4 separate regions of the Homo sapiens genome follow, and regions 1, 3 and 4 are each linked to region 2. The links are chromatin contacts, found by Hi-C or POLR2A ChIA-PET in ENCODE. All regions are on one chromosome and are shown on one strand. Each heading gives the region's core, a stretch centred on a gene start or an enhancer-like site at or near the end of the contact. The rest is flanking DNA. Distances are from core to core; before and after follow the strand shown. Region 1 holds the start of EEF2K (eukaryotic elongation factor 2 kinase). Region 2 holds the start of COQ7 (coenzyme Q7, hydroxylase). Region 3 holds the start of COG7 (component of oligomeric golgi complex 7). Region 4 holds the start of EARS2 (glutamyl-tRNA synthetase 2, mitochondrial).

Region 1 (2,700 bases), core at 80-2,579, 3.1 Mb before region 2:
CCCGGGGCCATAGACTATGACACTGTGTGCCAGGCACTGTTCCAAGCACCTGACATATACATACTCATCTACTCTTTCCAAGGATACTAAGTGGTAGATACTAATACTGTACCCATTTTACCGATGAGAAAACCGAGGGCCAGAGAGCATAAATGAGCTAGAATTCCAACCCAGGACTCCAGCCCTAGTGTTTCCTGCTTTCCTGGCTGAAGAAGCACCCACCACCGAGGTCCCAGAGGTCGGGCTCCCTGGGACCGTCCCCCTGGGCAGATCTCACTTCCCCATGCGGCCCATCTGTCACACTCAGGGCGCAGCTGGGCTGGTTCCCCGAAATCCCCCAGGCGCGCGCAAAAGGATCTAGGCCGGGGCTTACCCGGGAGGCCCCCACCCCCGCGCGGCCACCGGCTTATTAATGCCCAGCCCCTTGGCACACATGTCAGCAGCGCCTGCCAACAAACTCCCGCAGCCAACAATGCAGCAAGGGCGCGTCTATACAGTCCTGGAGGTTCCGGGAATTCGGGCTGACGCAGGCCTCTAGTTCAGGGGAAAGGTGGGGGATGCGGCTCTGAGCCCTGCAGGGGACAGGAAGGCAGCGATGCGCCCACACTCTAGGGGCCCCGAGGGGGGAGGCCCCCAAACTCTCTGTCACTTGCAGCCAGATCACCGCCCATTGCTTGCCAATTGCTTTCCATATCCACATCGCCTTTAATCCGCACAACTTCCCCATTTCTCCAAAGCAAGCACTTAGCCCCAGAGAGTTTAACAACCAGAGGAGAAGCGCCCCCACACTCTCCTTCCATGCCTTCTCCGGCCCCATTCCCAAGCCCAGACCCAGCACGCTCCAGACGCCAGCTGCACCCGGGCGCACAGGCCTGCAGCGCGGGCTCCCAGCCCCCCACAGCCTTGCCGGCCGCGGTCCACACCTACCTCCCTCGGGCAGACAGGCGCGGCAGCCGCTGCCCACGGCCGCGAGGGTCCAGAGGAGTTGGCAGAGGCTCGCGGCCCGGAGCTCCAGGGTGCAGGGCGGGCGGGCCCCCCGAGAGTGCCGGGGAGCGGAGAGCGGGGAGCGCTAGCTGGCGCTCCGGGCAAGCAGCTGGGGCCACGCGGGGTAGATGGACCGATCCCAGGGCGCGCGGGGCAGTCGGAGTGATCCCAGGAAGGGCGCAGGGGCCGTTGGGACGATCCCGGGATGTGGGAGCGCGTGCCAGGGGGGACTCGCGTGCAGGCGACAGCGAGCGGGACTCGGGTGGCTGCAGGGCCGGGAGTGCGGGCGCTCGATCCAGGAAGGAGGGGAGCTGAGGCTGAAGCTGGGGCTGGTCTAGGTTGAGCAGAAGCGGGCGGGCAGGGGCGGGGCTGGCCTGGCGGGCGCACGGCGTGGCGCTCACGTGGCCGCCCCCAGGTGGCCATCACAGCGCCTGCAGCCGCCTAGCGGGCCTCCTGGCTCCGGCGCTGGCTCCCAGCCCCAGGTGCAATGGTTAGCGCTAAGTCTTGGCTCCCCCTGCTGAGTACACAGTGTCCGGTTCTCCTGCTCAAGGCTGGCCTAGCATCCGGCAGCGAGGGGGCAATTCGAGGGAGTGACCAACTTCCGTCCTCTCCCGCCGCGCCTCGCCATTCTCGCCTGCTTCTCGCTTAGTTCCTGTATTCCTGTCCTTTCCAAAATCATTAGTGATCCAAGCCCATCGCTTGTTTGTATGTATCTCTATCCATAACCTTAAAATATTTTTTATCGGAAATACTTTGTTTTTCCTGATTTCTGCTTTGTAAAAACAGGCACGTATGACGATTGCAATTATTTGTGTAGTTTTAAAATTAGTATCTCCTTTAGTTATTCCTAACTCTTGACACAGGGCCTGGGTGGCACACAGTAGATGCTTAATAAATACCTGTGGCATGAGTGGTAGAGTGGCTAAGGTATAAAAAAGAAAACGAATTAAAACTAATAGCTACTGTGAACACTTTAATATTAGGTCCTTCCAGATACTTTGTTAGTGAAATTTTAGAAATTTCACACATTCTAGATAGAAAAGTAGTAACAATGACATGTTTTGAGGGATTTCTCTCATTCCATCTTCCCAGCACTTTGGGAGGCCGAGGCCGGCAGATCACCTGAGGTCAGGAGTTCGAGACCAGCCTGGCCAAAACGGTAAAACCCTGTCTTTAGTAAAAATACAAAAAAGCAGCCGGGCGCGCCTGTAGTCCCAGCTACTCTGGAGGCTGAGGCACGAGAATCGCTTGAACCCTGGAGGCAGAGGTTGCAGTGAGCCGAGATCGCGCCACTACACTCCAGCCTGGGTGAAGGAATGAGACTCCGTCGCAAAAAAACAAAAACAAAAAAATAAAAAAGAAAAAAGAACAAAACTGAGGCTTATAGAGATAATGACATGCCCCAGGTGAGGCAGCTAGAAAAGGCAGAGCCAGCAGTAAATCCAGACTTCTCTGATTTCAAAGTTCAGGCTCTCCAAAGAACTTTTTTCCTTATTTATAAACCCCAAAGAGAGTAAACTCCAGCTTTTGGCAAGACAAAATTGCACCTGGAATTCTGACCCTGGGGCCGTCAGGCAGGAAGGGAAGATCAAAGATGCTGAACTAGTCTGTCCAAGCCCAAAGCAAGATTGGAAAAAAAAAAAAGACGCTACTGCTTAAAGCTCTATGGCCCTTGGGCAAGTTATTTTACTTCTCTGAGCCTCTGTCATTTTTGTC
Region 2 (2,700 bases), core at 109-2,608:
CACTTGCTAATTTCCCCTTTGTAACAGAAAGACAGTATTTAATACAATTTCATAACTTTTTAATTTGTTTGTTTTTTTTTAATGATTACTCACCCATTTGTGGCAAGTGGCACTGGCTTCCCATTCACCATAAGGATTTTGTTTCAAGGAAATTAATTTAATTTTTAAATGGGACATAGCTATACAAAAAAACACATCTAGTAATCAAAAGTTCAAGCAGTACTGCCATTAGGCAAAAATCCCGAAAGTGGTACACGGTAATTTAACGTTGAGAAAACGACTTCATGAAATTTCTTTTTTTTTTTTTTTTTTGCGCGGGGGAGACAAAGTCTCGCTCTGACGCCCAGGTTGCAGTGCAGTGGTGCAATCTCGCCTCAAAGCAATCTCTGCCTCCCGGGTTCAAGCGATTCTCCTGTCTCAGCCTCCTGAGTAGCTGGGATTACAGGCACCTGCCATCACGCCTGGCAAATTTTTGTATTTTTAGTAGAGGCGGGGTTTCACCATGTTGGCCAGGCTGGTCTCAAACTCCTGACCTCAGGGGATCCTCCAGCCTCGGCCTCCCAAAGTGCTGAGATTATAGGCCGGAGCCACCGCGCCCGGGCTCATGACAATTTTCTAAGGCAGCACAGATGAAACAAGGAAAGCAGGAACCAGGGTCCAAAACCATGTCTCTCTACTCTAAATTCGATGCTCCTTCCACTACACTGATGGCTTTCACAGTTTACAGTGCATGCAAATCACCTAAAGGTCCTGTTCACAGATCACAGATACCGACCAAGTAGGTCGGGGTGGGGCCCGAGAATCTGTATTTCTAGCGAGCGCCCAGAAGTAGCGGAGGCTGCTGGTCGTCGGGCTACCCTTTGCCTGGCAAGGCCCTGGGCAAAGACTACAAAGAGAGAGACTCCCGGAGACGCTGAATTTTCAGTGTCGCCAACTGTCCTCGACTCGGAACGCTGGCCGCACCTGCCGTGACATCACTGCACAGGGGTGCAATTGCGTCACTCCCCAGGCGTCACTGCCGAAACAACCCCTGTCCTCCTGTCACTCTCGCCGCTAACTACAGACCCCGCCCCGCCCGCCAGCGCCCCGGAGGCCGAAGTCACGCAGTCGCGCTCCGTCGCAGGCCTGTGACGTTACGAACCTCTCCCCCGTGACCTCTTCGACCCAAACCTCAAGCGAAAATTCCCTAGCTCGCTAGACCGGCGCAGGACTGTGACTGCGCGCCTCCTTTTACCTGAGAGGGACCGCCGGGCCCCCGGGCGCAGCCGCCAAAGGCGGGGAGCCGCCGCCGCCCCGGCGCAACTCATTGCCGGAACTAAAAAAAGCAACCACTTCGTTGAACGGAACTGGCCAATAGTGCCCTTGGCTCGGACTGATGACGCACAGCAGACGTAAGGAAGGCTCAGCTCGCCCGCGCACCGGTGGGAACGCCCCCTAGCTCTGCGCTAGGGGTTAGATTGGTTAGATACGACAAATAAAAAGATTTTATTGGGTGGGGTCACTGTCAATCACTCGGAAGACCAAGGCCAAGGCGCCTTGGGTTGCCAGGGAGATGAAAATGCTAAATTGCTGTTTAGAAAGATCAGGACAAGGTTATGATTTCTCACCCAAGTTCCTGGGGAAAAGGATCATGAGGGAATTACTTATTAACAAGGCACGGTATTTCCTGCTTTACCTACGTGGAAGGAGATTTTTTTTTTTATTTGTATCCTACATCTACTTTAAAATAGTAAGCCTGGGCAACATAGCGAGACCCCGCCTCTACAAATAATTTTAAAAATTAGCCGGGTCTGGTGGAGCACACCTGTAGTCCCAGCTACTCGGGAGGCTGAGGTGGGGGGATAGCTTGAGCCCGGTAGCTCGAGGCTGCAGTCAGCCGTGATTCTGCCACTGCACTCTAGCCTGGGCCCTGTCTGAAAAATAAATAAATAAATAAAATTATATGTATATCTAAATTACATGCACCACATGGTTAATGGTGTTATATAGTGTTATCTCTATTGGTGGGCTGAAAGCCAACTTTAAACTTCTTCCCGGTCTTTTCTCTATTTTCAGAAACAGAGAACATGTTTTATCCTTGGTATCCACCTTAATGTACTGTGTGCATGTATGCATGTATATTTGTGCAAATTGGAATTTTTTGAGAAGGGAGGGGAAATTTAGCAACATACTTTAAAAAGATCATATAATACAGCAGTCTTACTTTTAGGAATCTACTCAACGAAATAATTTTTAAATGAGTAATGTACATGAGGGCAAAAATCAAAGATGCGTGTCTGCAAGGATATACAACGTTTAATATTGGCAACATCAGGGGGCTGGAACTGGGAGAAGGGAGCTTTCACTTTCTACTTTACACCCTTGGATTATTTATATACTTTATCCAAGTTTACCATAAAATATTTTAAGATGGAATACAATTGTAAAATTATTGAATTCAAGTTTTTAGTTTTTATATCACTCTAGTGTTCAAATTGACACACCAAAATAATTTAAAATTATGATGAACCCAAATACTACTTAGTGAGGATGTTGTAGCACTCTCATGTAAAACTACTGAGTGTCTGAATCTGGCGCTCAAAAGCCTTAAAATGTTCAAAACCTTTGCTGTAATACCACTTCTAGGTCTCTGTTTCCTTTTTGTTTTGTTTTTTGTTTTTGTTCTTTTTAAATGGAGTTTCACTCTGTCGCACAGGCTGG
Region 3 (2,700 bases), core at 109-2,608, 4.4 Mb before region 2:
AAGGGAGATGCCAATGAAAAACGAGTGACTATCAGGCCTGGAGATGGCAGCCAGCCACTCATACCCCAATGGCAGGCCAACCTGGAAAACTGTCCCCTGTAGGGTTTCCAAGGATGACATCTTGTCCTCCCCCTTGGGTTGGTCCCACTCTTGAAACAACATAAAAACTTAGAACCTAAAGAATACCCTCATACCTTCCCCTACCTTTTCTTCTTTTCTTTTCGAGACAGGGTCTCGCTCTGTCACCCAGGCTGGAGTGCAGTGGCGTGATCACAGCTCACTGCAGCCTCGACCTCCTGGGCTCAGGCAATCCTCTCACCCCAGCCTCTCGAGTAGCTGAGACTACAGGTGTGCGCCACCACACTCAGCTAATTTTTAATTTTTTTGCAGAGACGGGGTCTTCCTATGTTGCCCAGGCTGAGAAATTGTTTGTGATTATGGGTTATGCACAGATTTCTCAGCCGCAACACCAAAAGCATGATCCATAAAAAAAGGTGATAAGGAACTTAACAAACTTTAAAAGGTCTGCACCTCAAAACACATCATTAAGAAAATAATTAGTTAGGCCAGGCGCGGTGACTCACGCCTGTGATCCCAACACTTTGGGAGGCCGAGGCAGGCGGATCACCTGAGGTTGGGAGTTTGAGGCCAGCCTGGCCAGCGTGGTGAAACCCCATCTCTACTAATAATACAAAAAGTAGCCGGGCGTGGTGGCACGCGCCTGTAATCCCAGCTACTCGGGAGGCTGAGGCAAGACACTCGCTTGAACCTGGGAGGCGGAGGTTGCAGTGAGCCGAGATCGCGTCACTTCGCTCCAACCTGGGCGACAGAGCAAGACTCCGTCTCAGAAAAAAATAAAGAAAGAAAGAAAAAGAAAGAAATAGCCGGGCGTGTTGTCGCGCGCCTGTAGTCCCAGCTACTCTGGAGGCTGAGGTGGGAGGATCGCTGGAGCCCAGAAATTTGAGGCTGCAGTGAGCTGAGATCGTTCAATTGCCCAGGAATTTGAGGCTGTAGTGAGCAGAGATCGTTCAATTGCACTCCATTGCTGCCCACTGCGCTCCACTGTTGCCCAGGCTGTCCTAGAACTCCTGGCCTCAAGCGATTCTCCCGCGTCAGCTTCCTAAAGAGCTGGGATTACAGGCGCGAGCCACCGCGTAAATGCGCTAATGTATGTCAGGGCTTTATAGTAAGCATATAGTTTAGTCCTCGGCAAATGTTAGCAGACATGGGATATTTGTCGGTGCCGGGAGCTCTCAGTCCGGGGCGTTTTCCCACACCCACCTCTGCTCAGCGCTCCGGACGCCTGCAGTCACTATGGTAACGGCCAACGACTTCCGGAAGAAGAACGGCGGGCGGCGAGGGTCATTCCCAGCCGCAAACTGAGTGCGCTGAGCGGGGAAGCGCAAAGGGGCAAGTTACCCGTCCTGGCGTTTCTGGGGTTCGCCTCGGAGGCTAGCCTCGGTGCTCTCGCAGGCTCGCTCGCTTCTGCATCCCCGTTGCCGCCCGGAGCCAACTCTTAAGTTCTGGACGCCAGGCCTGAGGCAGTTCCGCCATGGACTTCTCCAAGTTCCTGGCAGACGACTTCGACGTGAAGGAGTGGATCAATGCGGCCTTCAGGGCCGGCTCCAAGGAGGCGGCGTCCGGGAAGGCGGATGGCCACGCAGCCACCCTGGTGATGAAGCTGCAGCTGTTCATCCAAGAGGTGAACCACGCCGTGGAGGGTGAGCCGCTCGGGGCCCTGGCCGCGGGACCCTCCCCTGCTCTCGGCTGGGCAGAGGTCACCGAACTTGCGTGAGGCACTCAGGTGGGCGGGGCACGCATGGACAGCAAATACCCTCGGCAAAAGAGCAAGCCCCGAACTCCTGATCACGTCAGCGGGAGTCTCAGCTGGGTGCCGGGCTGTCTTGAACACTTGCTAATTTTGGGTGTTGTTTTTCCTCCTCTGGCTGGGCTATAAGTTTCCTTTTTCTTTTCTTTCTTTCTCTTTGTTTTTTCTTTTGAAACAGGGTCTCTCTACAGTGGCTCGATCATAGCTCACTGCAGCCTCGAACTCCTGCACTCAAGCGATCCTCTCGCCTCTCGAGTCGCTAGGACTACAGGCGCGAGCCACCGCGCCCCACAAATTCTGTTTAAAAAAAAAATTGTAGAGATGGGATCTCACTGTGTTGCCAGGCTGGTCTCAAATTCAAATTCCTGGGCATAATGGGTTTTCCAGTCTTGGCCTCCCAAAGTACTGTGATTATACCTGTGAGCCACCACATCTGGCCTGAAGTTTCCTTTTGGAACTTAAAAGAGTGGATCTTATTGCAGTAGCTCTTCTCTAAATAATTCAATAGCAGATCTCTGGGATTCCCTTTTTATTATTATCCATAGGCACTGGAAGACAAGATGGATCTTTTTAAATGCTAGAAGTTTTAACCAGTTCTTAACATGTCTTTGTTGAGGCACCTTCCAGAATATAAGATAAAACAACTCCAGTTTCTGTTATAGTGACTTGAATCTCAGAGTCAAGAGCCCAGTGTCAAAGAAAATTGGCTTTGACTTTTTGTAATCTAGGAGCACGAGTCTGTGAGGTGTTTATTCAAAGAGTTAAAGAGCCTGTTTTGTACCAAACAATAAACTGTAAAAAGAAAAAAAAAGTGAATTTTGAGAGTATGAAAGAATAGCCAACAGATCCATATATCTGGAAAAAACGTATTA
Region 4 (2,700 bases), core at 169-2,668, 4.5 Mb before region 2:
AATCTCAGATGGCAAAGAGCTATGAACAAGGTAAAATTAAGAAACAGAATCGACTGTGAAGAACCAGCATCAAAGTCAATAGCAGCGTTTCCTAAACTTCACTTAGAAGAATTACCTAAGATATTTGCTAAAAATAAATTCCTGGCTACATCCCAGACCCACTGAATCAGAATCTCCTGGGAAAGGGCCCAGAAGCTGTAAAACAAGCGCCTTAGGTGATTTTTTAATTAGAGATGTTAGAGCAACATCAATGAGAAACTGGGGCCTAAACGTCAGACTTCGGCTTTAATCCCAGCTCTGCAACTTACTAGCTCTATAAACTTGAGTCTCTTTCCCCAGCTGAGTAATGGGCATCCAAGTATCCTTCAGAAGACTGCTGTAAGGATGGGGGGACCTGATGCAAGGAAAGCCACCAGGTGCCTAGTAGGGTGCAAGGGCCATCAGGAGGCGGGGTGGGGAAGACTGGCTGTCAGCGCCACAGGAATTACCTGTAATCGAGTGGATCTTCTGTTTCAGCTCGGAGCCTGTGCTGTCCAGGGGGAACTTCACGTCATGCTTGGTCTTATTCCAGATGATCTTCAAGTCCACCAGCTCCCTGCCCGCGCCGCCGCCCGCGTCTTCGCCGTTGCTGACCGAGGCCTGGGCTGCGGGGTCCCCAGGGGGCTGGGCCGGGGCCGGCTGCAGGCTGCCTCGTGCGGCGCCGGAGTCCTCGGCCGCCGCCCCCGCCGCGGCTTCAGCCTCCAGGCAGTTGACGGGCCGCGCGGGAGCCTCAGTAGCCACAGTCTCGGCCTCCGTGTCCATGCCAGGTTCCTCCATGCCTGCAAGGGGGTTAGGGGGTGGGCGCTCGCCGCGGGCTGGGCTTGGGAACGGACGCTGTCCGGGCGCCGCCGGACCTCCGTTCCCGAGCCGCGGTTCTCCCTCCCGGGCCGGGCCGCATCCCCCAGAGGAGCGACCGCAACCTCAGCCCCGGCCCGGCGCCCGCCACCCCCGCCGCACTCACCATCCGGGGCCCCGGCCGCCGCCATGATGATTGTGTACAACACCCACCGCTCCCGCAGAGGCCGCTGGGAAGAGGCGAGCTGGCTGAGATTGGCCCCCGCAGCAGCCCCTAATCTCTCACAGCCCGGCCGGAAACAGGTGGAGGTTTCTATGGAGACCCGCCTCCTCCGCTCCCAGGTCCGGCCCCTGCCACGCTTTCGCTTTCCCAAGCTGAAGGGGGCGGGTCCGGGAAATAGCCCTTTCTCTGGCCTCTGCCCCCTGGTGGCGAGTGCGGCCGCAGCCGTCCAGGGGGGCGTGGGATTTCGCGCTAGGGGGCCTGTGACTTTAAGGGGCAAGGCTGCGCTGGCTGTGGCGGAGGCCGATTGGCTGGAAGCAGTCCCCGGAAGTGACGCAGGGAGAAGCCCACGTGTGCTATTCCATCCCACATGGCGGCGCTCCTGAGGAGACTGCTGCAGCGCGAGAGGCCTTCGGCGGCCTCTGGCCGCCCCGTAGGACGGCGCGAGGCCAACCTGGGCACTGATGCCGGGGTTGCGGTGCGAGTGCGGTTCGCTCCCAGCCCCACAGGTAACCCTGGCGGACGTGACGCTACAGGCCGAGGCCCCCTGTCCCGTCTCCGCCCCACGAATGTTCCCGAATGAATCCTTTCCGGTGGTGTCAGAGTGGGCGGGCGGAGGAGGGTTAAGGCAGCGCGAGCCCATTTTACAGAGGCGGAAACTGAGGTGCAGGAGCGGAAATAATTCAAATTGCCAGGAGTTTCTTGTGTTTTTTGTGCCATCCCATCTCTTTCGATCTTTTTTTCATGCATTCCATACATGTGCATTGATGACAACCTGTGTAACAGGTGTTGTAGACGCTGGGATACAGTGATCATTGAGAAAGGTAGGGGCCTTGCTCTGTGGAAGTCTGCATTCTAGTGGCTGCCGCAGACACTTATAAAAAATAAGTGTAATTTTAGAGTCACATGTGCCATGCGGGAAGTGAAACAGGATAGGAGACTGGGGATTAAGAAGGACGCTCCAGAAGGCTTTACTGAGCAGGTAACATTTGAGCTGAGATCCAAATGACAAGAAGGAGCACGCTATGTGAAGCCTATAGAAGGAACCTTCTGGAGGCCAGGCGCGGTGGCTCACGCTTGTAATCCCAGCACTTTGGGAGGCAGAGGTGGGTGCATCACTTGAGGTCAAGTGGATCACTTGAGAGCCGTCTGACCAACATGGTGAAGCCCTGTCTCTACTAAAAATACAAAATTATCTGGGCATGGTGGCGCATGCCTGTAATCCCAGCTACTTGGGAGGCTGAGGCAGGAGAATCGCTTGAACGCAGGAGGTGGAGATTGCGGTGAGCCAAGATCGCGCCATTGCACTCCAGCCTGGGCAACAAGAGCGAAACTGTGTCTCAAAAACAAAAAAGAAGGAACCTTCTGGGTAGAGGAAATCGCAGGTACCAAGGCACTGTGCTAGTGCTGTTGGGAGCTTAGCAAGCTAGAGGGTGACAGAGGCCCATTGTATAGCCTGTTGGAGATCTCGTCAGGGCCTTTTGGTTCCCACCAGTAAGGCTACCTTCTACGTTCTCTACACGGAGTATGCCTCTCATCCCAAATCCCAGGATGAACATACAAAGATCTTTGTAGTAAAATCCCAGCTATACATGACAGGATCTTTCTGGCAGGCAGTATAGCCTAGAGCAGTGCCTTTCAAACCA

The links. A loop is a pair of places that touch in the nucleus more often than their neighbours do. ChIA-PET counts read pairs that join two places held with the same protein, here RNA polymerase II (POLR2A). Pooled maps may share reads with other maps.
Region 1: a loop to region 2 is called in a map of CD8-positive, alpha-beta T cell, with 33 times the contacts of the local background. The contact joins the promoter of EEF2K here to the promoter of COQ7 in region 2. A Hi-C loop is called at or near these places in 2 of 168 maps with a recorded cell type or tissue (CD8-positive, alpha-beta T cell and endothelial cell of umbilical vein) and 10 of 50 pooled maps. POLR2A ChIA-PET finds 5 or more read pairs at or near these places in 1 of 52 experiments (activated T-cell).
Region 3: a pooled map shows a loop between it and region 2 (6-fold over the local background). The contact joins the promoter of COG7 here to the promoter of COQ7 in region 2. A Hi-C loop is called at or near these places in 5 of 50 pooled maps. POLR2A ChIA-PET finds 5 or more read pairs at or near these places in 2 of 52 experiments (activated naive CD4-positive, alpha-beta T cell and endothelial cell of umbilical vein).
Region 4: a map of CD8-positive, alpha-beta T cell shows a loop between it and region 2 (31-fold over the local background). The contact joins the promoter of EARS2 here to the promoter of COQ7 in region 2. A Hi-C loop is called at or near these places in 1 of 168 maps with a recorded cell type or tissue (CD8-positive, alpha-beta T cell) and 4 of 50 pooled maps. POLR2A ChIA-PET finds 5 or more read pairs at or near these places in 1 of 52 experiments (CD4-positive, alpha-beta T cell).

Annotation. Positions count from the first base shown.
Region 1 is chr16:22,204,907-22,207,606 of GRCh38, reverse strand. It overlaps EEF2K (eukaryotic elongation factor 2 kinase), which reads right to left and starts at 1,329. Exons shown (of 18, transcript NM_013302.5): 1 at 928-1,329. RefSeq lists silencers at 829-1,098, 1,259-1,558.
Region 2 is chr16:19,066,272-19,068,971 of GRCh38, reverse strand. It overlaps COQ7 (coenzyme Q7, hydroxylase), which reads right to left and starts at 1,358. Exons shown (of 6, transcript NM_016138.5): 1 at 1,235-1,358. The coding sequence starts at 1,307. COQ7-DT (COQ7 divergent transcript) reads left to right here and starts at 1,281. Exons shown (of 3, transcript NR_119381.1): 1 at 1,281-1,391. RefSeq lists an enhancer at 995-1,144 and a silencer at 1,175-1,334.
Region 3 is chr16:23,451,847-23,454,546 of GRCh38, reverse strand. COG7 (component of oligomeric golgi complex 7) reads left to right here and starts at 1,358. Exons shown (of 17, transcript NM_153603.4): 1 at 1,358-1,721. The coding sequence starts at 1,553. It overlaps LOC124903667 (a long non-coding RNA gene), which reads right to left and starts at 1,804. Exons shown (of 2, transcript XR_007065030.1): 1 at 1,282-1,804. RefSeq lists enhancers at 1,029-1,078, 1,369-1,698.
Region 4 is chr16:23,556,068-23,558,767 of GRCh38, reverse strand. It overlaps EARS2 (glutamyl-tRNA synthetase 2, mitochondrial), which reads left to right and starts at 1,418. Exons shown (of 9, transcript NM_001083614.2): 1 at 1,418-1,563. The coding sequence starts at 1,425. It overlaps UBFD1 (ubiquitin family domain containing 1), which reads right to left and starts at 1,041. Exons shown (of 7, transcript NM_019116.3): 1 at 1,001-1,041; 2 at 489-818. The coding sequence starts at 1,025. RefSeq lists silencers at 619-798, 899-988 and enhancers at 156-799, 1,059-1,258, 800-1,444, 1,449-1,728, 2,089-2,700.